4 separate regions of the Homo sapiens genome follow, and regions 2, 3 and 4 are each linked to region 1. Evidence: chromatin contacts called from ENCODE Hi-C or POLR2A ChIA-PET data. All regions are on one chromosome and are shown on one strand. Each heading gives the region's core, a stretch centred on a gene start or an enhancer-like site at or near the end of the contact. The rest is flanking DNA. Distances are from core to core; before and after follow the strand shown.

Evidence for each region. Hi-C counts contacts between places; a loop is a spot of excess contacts on that map. ChIA-PET counts read pairs that join two places held with the same protein, here RNA polymerase II (POLR2A). Pooled maps may share reads with other maps.
Region 2: a loop to region 1 is called in a map of CD8-positive, alpha-beta T cell, with 21 times the contacts of the local background. The contact joins the promoter of KIFAP3 here to the promoter of SUCO in region 1. A Hi-C loop is called at or near these places in 3 of 168 maps with a recorded cell type or tissue (B cell and CD8-positive, alpha-beta T cell), 1 of 37 single-sample maps with no recorded cell type and 12 of 50 pooled maps.
Region 3: a map of naive thymus-derived CD4-positive, alpha-beta T cell shows a loop between it and region 1 (21-fold over the local background). The contact joins the promoter of GORAB-AS1 here to the promoter of SUCO in region 1. A Hi-C loop is called at or near these places in 1 of 168 maps with a recorded cell type or tissue (naive thymus-derived CD4-positive, alpha-beta T cell), 1 of 37 single-sample maps with no recorded cell type and 11 of 50 pooled maps. POLR2A ChIA-PET finds 5 or more read pairs at or near these places in 1 of 52 experiments (T-cell).
Region 4: a map of naive thymus-derived CD4-positive, alpha-beta T cell shows a loop between it and region 1 (5-fold over the local background). The contact joins the promoter of METTL18 here to the promoter of SUCO in region 1. A Hi-C loop is called at or near these places in 1 of 168 maps with a recorded cell type or tissue (naive thymus-derived CD4-positive, alpha-beta T cell), 2 of 37 single-sample maps with no recorded cell type and 8 of 50 pooled maps.

The regions. Positions count from the first base shown.
Region 1 is chr1:172,531,871-172,534,788 of GRCh38, reverse strand. It overlaps SUCO (SUN domain containing ossification factor), which reads right to left and starts at 1,639. Exons shown (of 24, transcript NM_014283.5): 1 at 1,292-1,639. The coding sequence starts at 1,353. RefSeq lists enhancers at 1,251-1,410, 2,021-2,270, 2,331-2,440 and a silencer at 1,531-1,700.
Region 2 is chr1:170,073,100-170,075,944 of GRCh38, reverse strand. It overlaps KIFAP3 (kinesin associated protein 3), which reads left to right and starts at 1,250. Exons shown (of 20, transcript NM_014970.4): 1 at 1,250-1,509. The coding sequence starts at 1,478. RefSeq lists enhancers at 1,022-1,321, 1,382-1,441.
Region 3 is chr1:170,531,252-170,533,951 of GRCh38, reverse strand. GORAB-AS1 (GORAB antisense RNA 1) reads left to right here and starts at 1,343. Exons shown (of 3, transcript NR_125958.1): 1 at 1,343-1,504. It overlaps GORAB (golgin, RAB6 interacting), which reads right to left and starts at 1,786. Exons shown (of 5, transcript NM_152281.3): 1 at 1,668-1,786. The coding sequence starts at 1,728.
Region 4 is chr1:169,793,499-169,796,563 of GRCh38, reverse strand. It overlaps METTL18 (methyltransferase 18, RPL3 N3(tau)-histidine), which reads left to right and starts at 1,657. Exons shown (of 2, transcript NM_033418.4): 1 at 1,657-1,749; 2 at 2,667-3,065. The coding sequence starts at 2,869. It overlaps FIRRM (FIGNL1 interacting regulator of recombination and mitosis), which reads right to left and starts at 1,524. Exons shown (of 25, transcript NM_001320047.2): 1 at 1,449-1,524; 2 at 581-735. RefSeq lists an enhancer at 1,605-1,924.

The sequences.
Region 1 (2,918 bases), core at 390-2,889:
AGATGGAAATGAATACAAGCTTCAGTATCTACAAATTTAAATTTAAAATGAGGTGAGTGGATTTATCTCTTACAGGCACTTCTCCGTACCCAACACAGTAAGTAGAAAGGGGAGGATTTTATTAAAAACAGGAGACGGGTATTAAAAGGATTCAGAATGAAAGGTAATAAGTCAATTGTTTTTGTTCTCAAAAACTTCTATCATTCTTCCAATAAAAATCCCTCAGCCAGGCGAGTGTTTTCTCTTCCCCTTGTTTATGTATTATTTTATGTGAGCAACAACTCTACAATTTCAGTGCTTCTGGAATCCATAAGGCATCCATAAAAATGAAAATAGTGTTGGTGCTTTGCAGAAATAAGCAAAACAGGAAACTTAATTTCTATTTTAATATAACAAACAGCAAATCGCCTAGACTGAAGAAGCATCTTTTCAGTCATCAATTGTCACACATCTTTGAAGAAATTCCCTGGGAGGAAAGAATGGCTTTTCCAAGTACGGTGACAGCAGTCCCTCGACTTACAAGCTTTCTCTGCTCCTCAAAAAACTCCAGAAGTGCCTGGGATTAACAGAAACTCCGTAAAACTTAAGGAGTGCTTTAGGGACAAAGCACTCTTCCCGCCTTGAAAATACAGCATTTACCTTCCCGTCACTAAGGGGCATTACCAAAAACTACTACACACACTACATCTAAGACACCCTCTCCACCAAACCAATTGAAAAAGTGCTTCATAACACACATACACACACGCCCCCCAAGTTTCCAAAAACAGCGGCCCGAGTGTACTTGGGATCAAACGCTGTGCGAGAAATGTCCAGGAGAACTACTGCTTATACATTACTCTTACCTTCATGACCACTCACGTTTTAAAATCGCACGTCCGGAACGCATCACATCCGACGTGCTTTATCCCCTTACCACACTAAGAACGCAAAGACTGGCGGCAAATCGGAGCAACTTACTTACCATCAATCTGAACACCCACCCCAAACCCTGCACCGTCTCCAAGGGGTAGAGGAACTGAGTACAAAGGCACTTGGTGGTTCCCTCTACCTTGGCACCTCTCTCTCTCCCACTGAGTCTCTGTAAATTCCAAAATACACCATGAAAATCTCCGCACAGAGCACTACCAGACCAGTCAGATGGAGAGTCGAGAAGTAATCGGTTTGTCCCTTCCACGGGGGCCTTGGAAACCCGGACCCTAAAAGCCAAAATGACCAGGGGGTGTGACCTGGGCTGCTCCCTCCCATTTACTCCCCTCACGGGAACTCCCTTGTCGTCGCGGCTACTCACCAGACCAGAGAGCACAGAAAGAGGCAGGAGACCAGGGCCAAGGCCCGCCGGTGCTTCTTCATCTTCTCCTCCTTCTTCCCCCTGCCAGAAGGCGGCACATCCTCCCGGCAGCCGCCACTGCCGAGGCCAAGATGGAGGAGCCGGAGCAGGAGCGCGAGAATGTGACCGATAGTCCTAAGGGCTATGGCGCTGGCTGAGCGGCTCCTCAGTGGCTCGCGTCCTGGCAGCCCTCTCTGAGGGCCCCACAGAGGCGCGGACAGGGGCGCTTCACAGGACTCCGGGGACCGCCGCCGCTGCAGCCACCGGCTCGTCCACGCCCGCCTCCTGCAGCCGCCACTGCCGCCCCATATCCTCCCCGCCCGCCGGGGGCCTTGCTCCGTGAGGCCAGCGACCAACGGCCGCCGCGTACTCGCCTCTCAACAGCCAATCGCCGGCGGGGCCGCGACACCTCACACACCGCTGAGCTGGAAAGGGACGCGTCACCCAAGTCCCGCGGCGCCCGCACCCCCACCAGCCTCTGCGCAGGCCACGCCCCCTTCGACGTCGCAGGCGGAGAAGCCGGAGGCAGGAGACCACAAAGCGCAGGAGCAGATGCTCTCGCCGCTCCGCCCGCCCCAGGTCCCGCCCACTTGCTGGCTTGCGTTCAGAAAGCCGGGAGGAGCCCAGTGATCCTCAGCATTTCCCCTTACAGTGGACCGCCCTTCGTCCCTCGCGCGCTGAGTCCGCGCAAGGGCCTTTGGGAGTTGTAGTTTGCCTTCCAGAATTCGTTTTTCTCTTTCCCAGTCCCTCCTAGAATCCATGGTTTTGTTAGAGAAGTCTATAGTTTCGCTGCTCACCACGAGACTGATCAGCTTTGGAACTGTTGCACTGTTTTCCTCTTTTGAGCACAGTTCGTGGAATGGCCTAGAATGACGTGTGTGTTGTGAGGGAAGCTGCACCAAGCCCTTTCCCTGTGGCAATGGACTGCCCCATTGAGCTAGATGTTGATTGGTAGATAGAAAGGGGCGTGCCAAGAATCCTCTCATCTGATTGGTTGCAGCGGAAAACCTTTCGCTTTTTCTTCTCTTCAGCAAGAATTTCGCCGCTTGCCGGGTTCCTCACTTTAAGTGTGCTTCGTTGCTTTTCGTTCTGTTGGTTTCGAACTTTGGGTTCTCTGCGATGGAGTCGGAAGGGAGGAGTTGTCCCCATTAGAGGAGCACCCACAGACGCTCCAAGTCCTGGGGTTCACCTAAAGTGGGGAAGGCAGTCGCTTACACTCACCTAAGAAGAGCAAAAAGTGACCACTTCTCAATACTAAGTAACGGGGCAGCATGCCCATTCCAAGTGTTTACGCCGCTGAGGGGACGGAGGCTGCAATGGTCTGTGCCTTGGAACATGGCATAATGTTTAGTGTGAAAAATGTTTAAAGGACGGGTTACTTATTGTTCATGTGGCCGTAGGGAAAAAACCCTCAGTAAAATGCCCACCTAACGCCTAATTTTGAGCCGCGGAATTTCCTTATGAACCTTCTAAGTTGAATTGGATGTTAATTATAGTCCCAAAGAACTGAATGATTTGATCCGCTCTGTGATTCTTGGATATAAGTCAATTTGATGTTAGAGAAATTATACAAAGGGTGATAATTTTT
Region 2 (2,845 bases), core at 1-2,500, 2.5 Mb after region 1:
TTGCAGAATTAATATTTAGAAAAACAAAAAATAGGAAGTCCAATGAGGAAGGAATTGCAGTACTCTAGGTATAAAGTGATTAGACTATTGGTAGAAGTAAGAATGTAGAAAAAAACTGGACTACCTGAATATCTTGAAGGAAGAAAAGATAGAATTTTGTAACACTTTAGTAAGAGGGCATGATACAGAGGAAGGAGTCAAAATTAGCTGCAAATTTTCTTCCCTTTCAGAATGAAAGAATGACTATAACATCTACAGAAATAGTGTAGCTGGTGTGAATGGGTGGGAAGATAAAAATATATTTTGTTGGGTAAGGACTGTATTTCTATATTTAATATACCATGCAGTGCCTTAACATGGTGTTTTACACATAACGGATAATCAATAATTGCATCAATGTACTACATTTGAAAAAAGCAGCAGAGCAACTACGTGCACGTCTCAAAGCAACTGGGAAAACAGGACTAGAAGACAGTGAATAAGTGACAAGATTATAGGTGAGCAGGGGGAGTAGAGGTGCTTTCTTTGCATCCCTAGAGCCTGGTTTGGTGTTTGGCACACAGCCAGCCCTCAATTCACATTTACCAAATAAATGAACCTATATCATTTGCATAGACATAATAGCTGAACCCATGGGAATAGATCTTAAACCAGAGAACATGCAGTTAAAAAAGAACCCTTCTTTCCTATGCCCTGCACTGCTAACAATTGCCTGCCTCAGAAGAAGCAATTCTAAACATACCTTGAGTTCAGGATAATTGGTGGAGTTGGAATTTCAGGAACTGTTTTTTGTTGCTGTTGTTTGTTTGTTTGTTTGTTTGTTTTGGTTGGGGGAGGTGTATTCTAGATTTAAGACATCAAAGTGACAGACTTGCCGCCTTCAAAGTTATATCCATTTTGTACAACGGTCAGATTATCTCCATAAGTTAGAGCTTGTAAGTGCAATCAGGGCCATTCAGGCCCCCAAATAGAAACCTCCCTTATTAGCTGGACTGCTGTATAGCATTCGCTAACTAAAAGGTTATCGGATTCCCCTCTCTCCTTTCAAGCTGACCTGACAGCCCTTTCTATTCCCATCCTCAAGGGGGCGGTGACTACGGAGCCACTCCTTATACACGGACGCTCAAAACTGCACCAAAACTTCCCTGCTCGGCTCCCCGGTGCGTCAAACTCTGAGGCCACCGCCTCAGACTGAGCCTGCGCATACAAGAGGTGCAGAGCAAGCGCATGCGTCGTGACGGCCCGGCTTAGGCGACTCTGGGCGGGTCTGGGCCGCTCCAGTGTTTTGGGGCACAGAAGCTGTGGGAGGAGCTGGAGGCTTCACCGTGGTAACCACAGCGCCGCTGCTGCCCCGCCTTGCAGGCCTCAGGACTGTCATCGCCTCTGGGTGTGAGGGTACTTTGGCCACCGTCCCCGGAAATAACCGCGCCTGCCTCTCAAGATACCCCATCCTCTCCACGCCGCTGCCGCTGCCGCCATGCAAGGGGAGGACGCCAGATACCTCAAAAGGTGACGACTCCCCAAGGCTCTGTCCTACCCTCCTTGCCAGGGCCCTGAAGATGTTCTTGGGTTGGCTGTGAGATGTCACTGGGCAACGCTAGTTTAGCAGACGGGATGGGAAGCAGGGAGAGAAGTCACCGAAAGGAGAGGGAAAAGGTGAAGTGGAGAAAAAAGGAGAGCTCTGGGGGGGTTTCAAAGTCCTTTGACCTGACTCGGCGGAGCCCTGACAGCATTGAAAGATGGTTTCTTCGCTACATCACCTTATTCCAGGGGGAGAGGGAGGTAGGGCAAGGTAAACCGCGTCTTTTGTTTTTTTTTTCGCCTCTTCCCAGACTCTCCATTTTCCCATAATAGATAAATCCCATGAGAGCCTGGGAATAAAGTCTGGTGCATCCGCCCTCAGGCCTCAGTTTGGGGTTCATTGCCATGGGCTTTTGAAATGATGAAGGGGAAAGAAGTGGTGGATTCTACTTTTTGGAAGGCTGAATTGAGATGTTGATTTCCAGTCTCTTTCTGCTTTCCGCATCCATGTCATCCATTTGACTCCCATGTATACAACATAATTTTTGTAGGACATTTAGTAATTATTAAGAGGTTTGTTCAGAAGTTTGATGACAATAAAATAGGCCATAATTTCTTTTAAATATAGTATCAGTTACTCAAAAAAATTGTAGTCTGTTGGGATTATTTGGGTGCTGGCAAATACTCAGATCATTCCTGATTTGGAAAAAAAAAAAGATACCTCCCACTGAACCAAGAGTAAGCAGTGATCCAATAGAAAAAAATTTTAATTCAGTACTGATTCAGTAAATACCCTGGAAAAGTCGCATGTATTCCTTTGGGCACGGTTTCCTCATCTGAAAATGGGACAGGCGTTACCTTCTGAGAGATACAAGGACGAAAGATGAAATACTTTTAAAAAATGAAACATGAATGTAAGGTGGTGGTATTATTTCAAGTCATAATACACTTGCAGTGAATATTTTTATTCTGGCTTGGCTGAGCTCTCATCATCACAGAAAGATCTTCCAAGTGTTAGTAGACTCATAGAAGGGATTCAAACAATTGTATAATAAATAAATCAACTCTATTGTCCTGGCAAGACAGGCATATATTGACTGTCTTTTTTATTTTATGTAAATATATCTGAAACTGGCAAATAGCCAGACTTTGTCAGTAAAAATTTTTAAATGAATATATAAGCCTACATCAGTGTTTATTTCCTCACTGAATTTTACTTAACGTTGGTTTTTAAAATACCTTGGTTAAAAATTTTGTGACAGAAGAAAATAAATTGCCTTTTAACTTTAAATTCAAAATTGTTCTGGAACAAAGAGCCGCTGTT
Region 3 (2,700 bases), core at 94-2,593, 2.0 Mb after region 1:
TAAAGGGCCAAATCCTCTAATTTTACAAATAAGGAATCCAAGGAGAAAAGATTTAGAGGAAGAGCTGGAAGTTCTATATGCCAATCACTGTGTTTAGCTACGGGTATACAAGGAGGTTAAGATATTTTCCGTCCTCGAGGTGGTCACGGACTAGCGATTTGGTTTCCACACTACAGTGGGCCTTGAAGTTCAGGTCCTCACCATCCTCTATCTACCCCCGGTTGCAAAGATATTTCAAAATATACTTCTACATAATGAATATGTTGTTTAATTTAGATTTTTATATTAAGTCATCTTTACCCTGGAAAATGCGCCTCTGCTAACACACAAACTTTGTGAAATCTTCCCAAGCTCCATCCAATCCCCGGCAGAGTGAGGTTCCTCTTGTCTCTGAAGCAAGTTCTTGCAATATCTACTATCACATAACTTTGTGGTTTGTCTCCTCATGAGTCTACTGGAGTCAGACCAGAGGCCAGGGCACTTGTACCCTGTATATCAAAGTATGTGAATGGATGTTGAAAACACAAAGCAAAAGAATTTGAGTATATCAAGCAACACAGAGTCAGTTAACTACATAGCTTAGCCTAACCTTTATGATAGAGTTTTTAAAGTCCCCTGGACCAGTCAAAATGTCCCCAGTCGATATAATCTACATTGGCCCTATCTTACTAATTTACTTCTTTTCCCACTTGTCTGCCCTAGATTATTCTCATATTTATGCTAAAAATGCACAAGCTACCAGAGCAACATCCAATTTCCCCACAAACGCTAACAAAAGGTTTACTTCATTTGCTACCAAAATAAAGTATTTGAATTAAGGTACCAAGAGTGATGTACACTTCTTACAGAAATTGTGTGTACTACCACGATAACCATACAGATCACTGCGAAATTTCAACCACAAGCAAAGTGCAATTAATATTACTAAGTTTTCCACCAACAATCAGCAAACTTAATTCCTTCCACAACAACAAAAAAATTGTACAAGCCCATTCAATGATTACTCTATAAAGCCAGAGAGAGAAGCACAAGGTTAGCTTACTCCAAAGTCAGTAAGACTGTATGTATATAAACATATAAAGTCTTCACATCTACCCTCTCAAAGACCCTTTTGGTTTGCTGATTCTCAAAAATTGGGAAGTACTGCAAAAATCATCTGGCAACCAGAAGTGAATGCAACACTCCAGATGAATTGTGAAAAGTACCGAATTTTTGCCTTTATTCAGACGCCTGTGCTCCTTTTTTCCAACCATCTGCTTCTATAAATTCATCACAATTCTAATACGGTGTGCGCCCCTCCTCCTTCCCTTACCCTGACCCTAACCTTCCAACCGTTGATTCCTGCAGCAATCTTCCCTAAGGGAGACACCCCGGCTGTAGGCTCACTTCCTCTCCCAAGTCCCATTCCTTTCACAAGAGTCAAATCCCTACAGTGGATTCCTGGACCGTTTTTTCTAAAAGAAGATCCCAGTCCTCTGGCTTGCCCCTCCCGTCGTGACTCCCAGTAAGTCCTCCTCTGAAACCCCCTAATCCAGTCCACGTACTTACAGCGCCTTCCGCTAACACAAACGTAGCCGCTTCCACGCCCCCTTTCCCCGCCAAAGCTGCATCCCCGCCTCTTCCCCTTAAGACCCAAGAATTAAACCACTGTAAACCCATCTTGTAACCTTTAGTCTGCTTTAGTCTCCTCAGTTCCTCCTCAGAGAATCCTGCCCAACCTTGCGCCATCGGCCCGGGCCACCGGCACCCCCAAAAGTGCCCAAATCTCGCAGCCGCGACTGCCAACACTGCTGCCCAGCTCATCCGGGTTTTTCCCCGGCCGCGGCCAATCAGTGCATCGGGCTCCAAACACAAGGCCCTCTCTCCCCGGCCTCAGGGTCCGGCTTCCTTCCAGGCTGCCTTCAGCAGTGCCTGACAAACTGCCTAAGGAAACCTTGCCACGCAGACATTCGTTTCCTCTGGCTTACCTCTACTCTCTCTCTCTCTCATTGTTTCTCACTGTTGCTGGTTAATCGCTTCAGGAGCTAAGGGGGGAAATGGCGATGGGGATAAGGGTGGAGATAAACAGGTATTTGGGAAGGAGCAACAAGTCGGTGGCGGAAACGGGAGATCTAAGTGCCTTTGGGGTCCTGTACCTGTGGGGCGGGAGCGGTGCTCTCTGTGGCTCTTAGTGTGCCCTAAAATCCTTGTGTTTTGCTGGGAGTGTGCACAGCGCTGGAGGCCTCCTTCAGATTAACTCAGGAAATGATCAGATTTAGGATTTTGATGATGAAGAAACATTTAAAAGGGGTGGGGTATAATTGATGAAAAGGGAACAGGCATAACCAGGTCTCTCGCAGGCCGGAGCGGCTCTCAGATTTCTTTTGCTTTGGGTTGTTTCCTTTGTGAATAATTATAATATGTAACTTTCCTCTTAAGGGATTTCTTTTTCTTTTTTTCTTACTTTTTTTTTTTTTTTTTTTTGAGACATAGTTTCGCTCTTGTTGCACAAGCTGGAGTGCAATAGCACGATCTCGGCTCACTGCAACCTCCGCCTCCCGGGTTCAAGCGATTCTCCCGCCTCAGCCTCCCGAGTAGCTGGGATTACAGGCGCCGGCCACCACACCCGGCTAATTTTCTGTATTTTTAGTAGACACGGGGTTTCACCATGTTAGCCAGGCTGGTCTCGAACTCCTGACCTTAGGGTATCCGCCCGCCTCG
Region 4 (3,065 bases), core at 408-2,907, 2.7 Mb after region 1:
TGATTCAAGACATAGTTTGGAATCAGAAACAATAGAACTTACTGATCGGGTGTGTGAGACAGAGAGGATTCAAGGTTTCAGTTTGTGAAACCATTTACTCAGATGAAGAAAACTAGAGGAAGTTTGGGCTTTTTTGAATATGTCGTTTGAAGTGCAAAGCTAGGTGGGAATGTTGACTTTCAACTTAATGAAGTCTCTCTATAAGCTTGTGGGGAAGAAGAGGAATCACGTTCCGTGTCTCTGTTCTCCCAAAGCCTAACACCATGTCTCACACACATTATGCACGCAGTTTAAGTGTTTTTGAATGTTTTGAGGGTGGCTATTTGTTTTCAAGTTGAAACTCCTTGAAGACGGCAGTTCTGTACCTACACAAAAACTAAAAAAGGGGGCTTTGGCACCTTCTGAGATTTTGCTAATGCCTAGGTGAATGACTTCTATGTGATTACATAGGGCTTTAGCTGCACAATATTTGTGCAGTATTGAGATTCTCTCAAGTGAAGGTTACTTTTTTTCTTTTGAGTGTAATTGTATAAAGCTGGGCTCAAATGTTGTGAAAAAGATACATATACATATGGTTTACCATGAAAGGCTAGGATTCCAGGCACATTTACAACCACAAAGGCATGAGACCAATCAAGAATGTGCTGCACCCGGACGAAGAAGGCGCTAAGCGCCTCAAATCCAACAGTTGAAAGCCAACAACAAGCGGAAGAACTCTTTCAGAAAGACTCCAGCCTGGGTGAGAGGAGTGAGAACTTGTCAAAAAAAAAGAAAGAAAGAAGAAAAAGAGGTCTGAGAGGGGAAGGAGGAAAATCATTTTTATTTACTGAACATCTTTTAAAGATTTCACACCACAGAACTATGCCCTTTAATTCTTATAACGCTAAGAAAGCCCTTATTCATATTCACCACCCTTTTTACGGGAGACAAAAGCTCAGAGTATCTCGCTTTACCTCAAACTATTAAGAGCCAGAGCTATCGTCATACCGCAGGTCTCAGTCCTTGCCTCCCCCATTATCCACTAGCAAAAGTATTTACACTTAATTGCAAGCAACGAGTACAGAAAAACTGAAAGAAGGAATGGAAGAAAACGCCACATCCACTGCTAAAACCTTGGGTCAGAACACGTCCGCGAGGCTTTCCAGGGCCAAAGCCTTACTTAAATCTACCACGGTTGTCGCTTCCCCTCCAGTCCCTCACTTTTCATCCCACTCACTGACAAAGAAAAGAGGGGGTTCAGGCCGCGGTAATATAACCCAGCCTGGCGGTGGGTCTGAAGGGACAGAAGAGAAAGGTTCGCGACCCGCCCACACCCTTCTCTAGGTAGAAGTGACAACCAAGGAAGGATATGAGGAGTCGGGGCAGGACGGACGGCAGTTCCCGGCGGCATAGCTCCTCTGGCCAGCTACTTAATTCTTCCAGGGGAACCGCGCTAGCTGGGACCGCACCTTCCTGAGACATACTTTCGTCAAACAGGAGAGCTTCAAACCAGACCCGCCAAAGCCCAGACCGGAAACTCGCAGTCCCGCCAACCCTTGCGCGCTCTCCGCCGGCTCCAAAACCATAGAGAGGAGGGCGGCTGGTTTCTTGGTGAGCCCGGGTCCCTCAAGGCCGGAAAGAAAGTCGGGCTTCTCTAGCCCCTGGAGGACTCGACTCACTGGTGCGCGATTTAGGTCCGGAGGAGGCGTTGTGAGGTGAGCTTTTTCAGAAGCGCGATCCCAGGACACGTCGGGAAGCAAGCATCCCCAGGTCTGGATCACTGTAAACATTACATTCAAATGGGGAGGTGAGGGCCAGAAGTCCCCACTTCTGGGGTCGGATTTGTTCCGGGACCTGCAGCCGGAAGTGACTCCAAGCCTTGCAGCGTGATGGGAGAGGAAAGAGGCGCGTTCCTAGCCGCGGGACTGGGTGACCCGCCTCTCCCCCAAATTGTAAATCTTGTATAAAGGGAACAAAGATCCCACTTGCCAGAACTGTGAAAATTGAGGCAGATGGTATAGTGTCTAGCGCAGTAGATAGAAGATTCTCAATAAAGTTGCTTCTTATTTCTACAGGTCTCTCCAAACTACTGCAGTGCCCTAGTTTGCGTTTGCTCTGCCACCGAATTAGTCTTTACTAATTATTGCCAAATTACCCCCACTTCTATACACTTAGGGCTGCTGTTCTCGACTAAATGTTTGGAGTGAAGTCTTGGATGAATTTACACACACCAGGCCATACCTATGCATGTTTTTAAAGGGACGCTGACTTACCAAAATAAAATACTGCACCTCTTCTGTAAAAGACAGAAGTGAAGTTATTCTGGAAGCTTAGGGGGTGAATATGGTTGGACACAAATCAAGACAGCTGAAAGACAGCAAGTAGCTAGGCTGTCCTGTCTGAATATCTTGGACTTTATGTTTGTCCAGGTGGTAGTGGTGGTGGTTGCTGTTGTTCTTCTGTTTGTTTTTATAGTTGATTTTCTTCTCCCACTTTGGAACCCTTAAGGTGTGTATGAGTGTCCAAATCTCTTATCTCTCTCTCTTCCCCACAACTTTTTAAGAAAAAGCAGCTGTATGGTGGGACAGGGAGGGGTGGGGGTGGCTGTTTAATATTACACTTTAGTGAAATGTGCCATTTTGCTTTAATCATCATTTTCTTTCTTTTTTTTTTTTTTTTCTTTCCAGAGCTGCTTGGAAAGAGGACCAAAGACGTCTAAAAAGTCATTTGGAAATATCTCTAAATATTTGTTACCATGTATAAGCTGCTAAAGAGAAATTGGGCCCAACAAAACTAATTGAATAATTGAGGCAGATTTGTGTGTATCATCAAATTCTATCCAGAAGTTGAAGAATCTGAATTTAAAGATTGTGTGCATTTAATAAGAGGATGACCTTTCAGTTTAATTTCACTATAGAAGACCATCTGGAAAATGAATTAACACCCATTAGAGATGGAGCTTTGACCCTGGATTCCTCAAAAGAGCTGTCAGTCTCAGAAAGTCAAAAAGGAGAAGAGAGGGACAGAAAATGTTCTGCAGAACAATTTGACTTGCCTCAGGATCACTTGTGGGAACATAAGTCAAT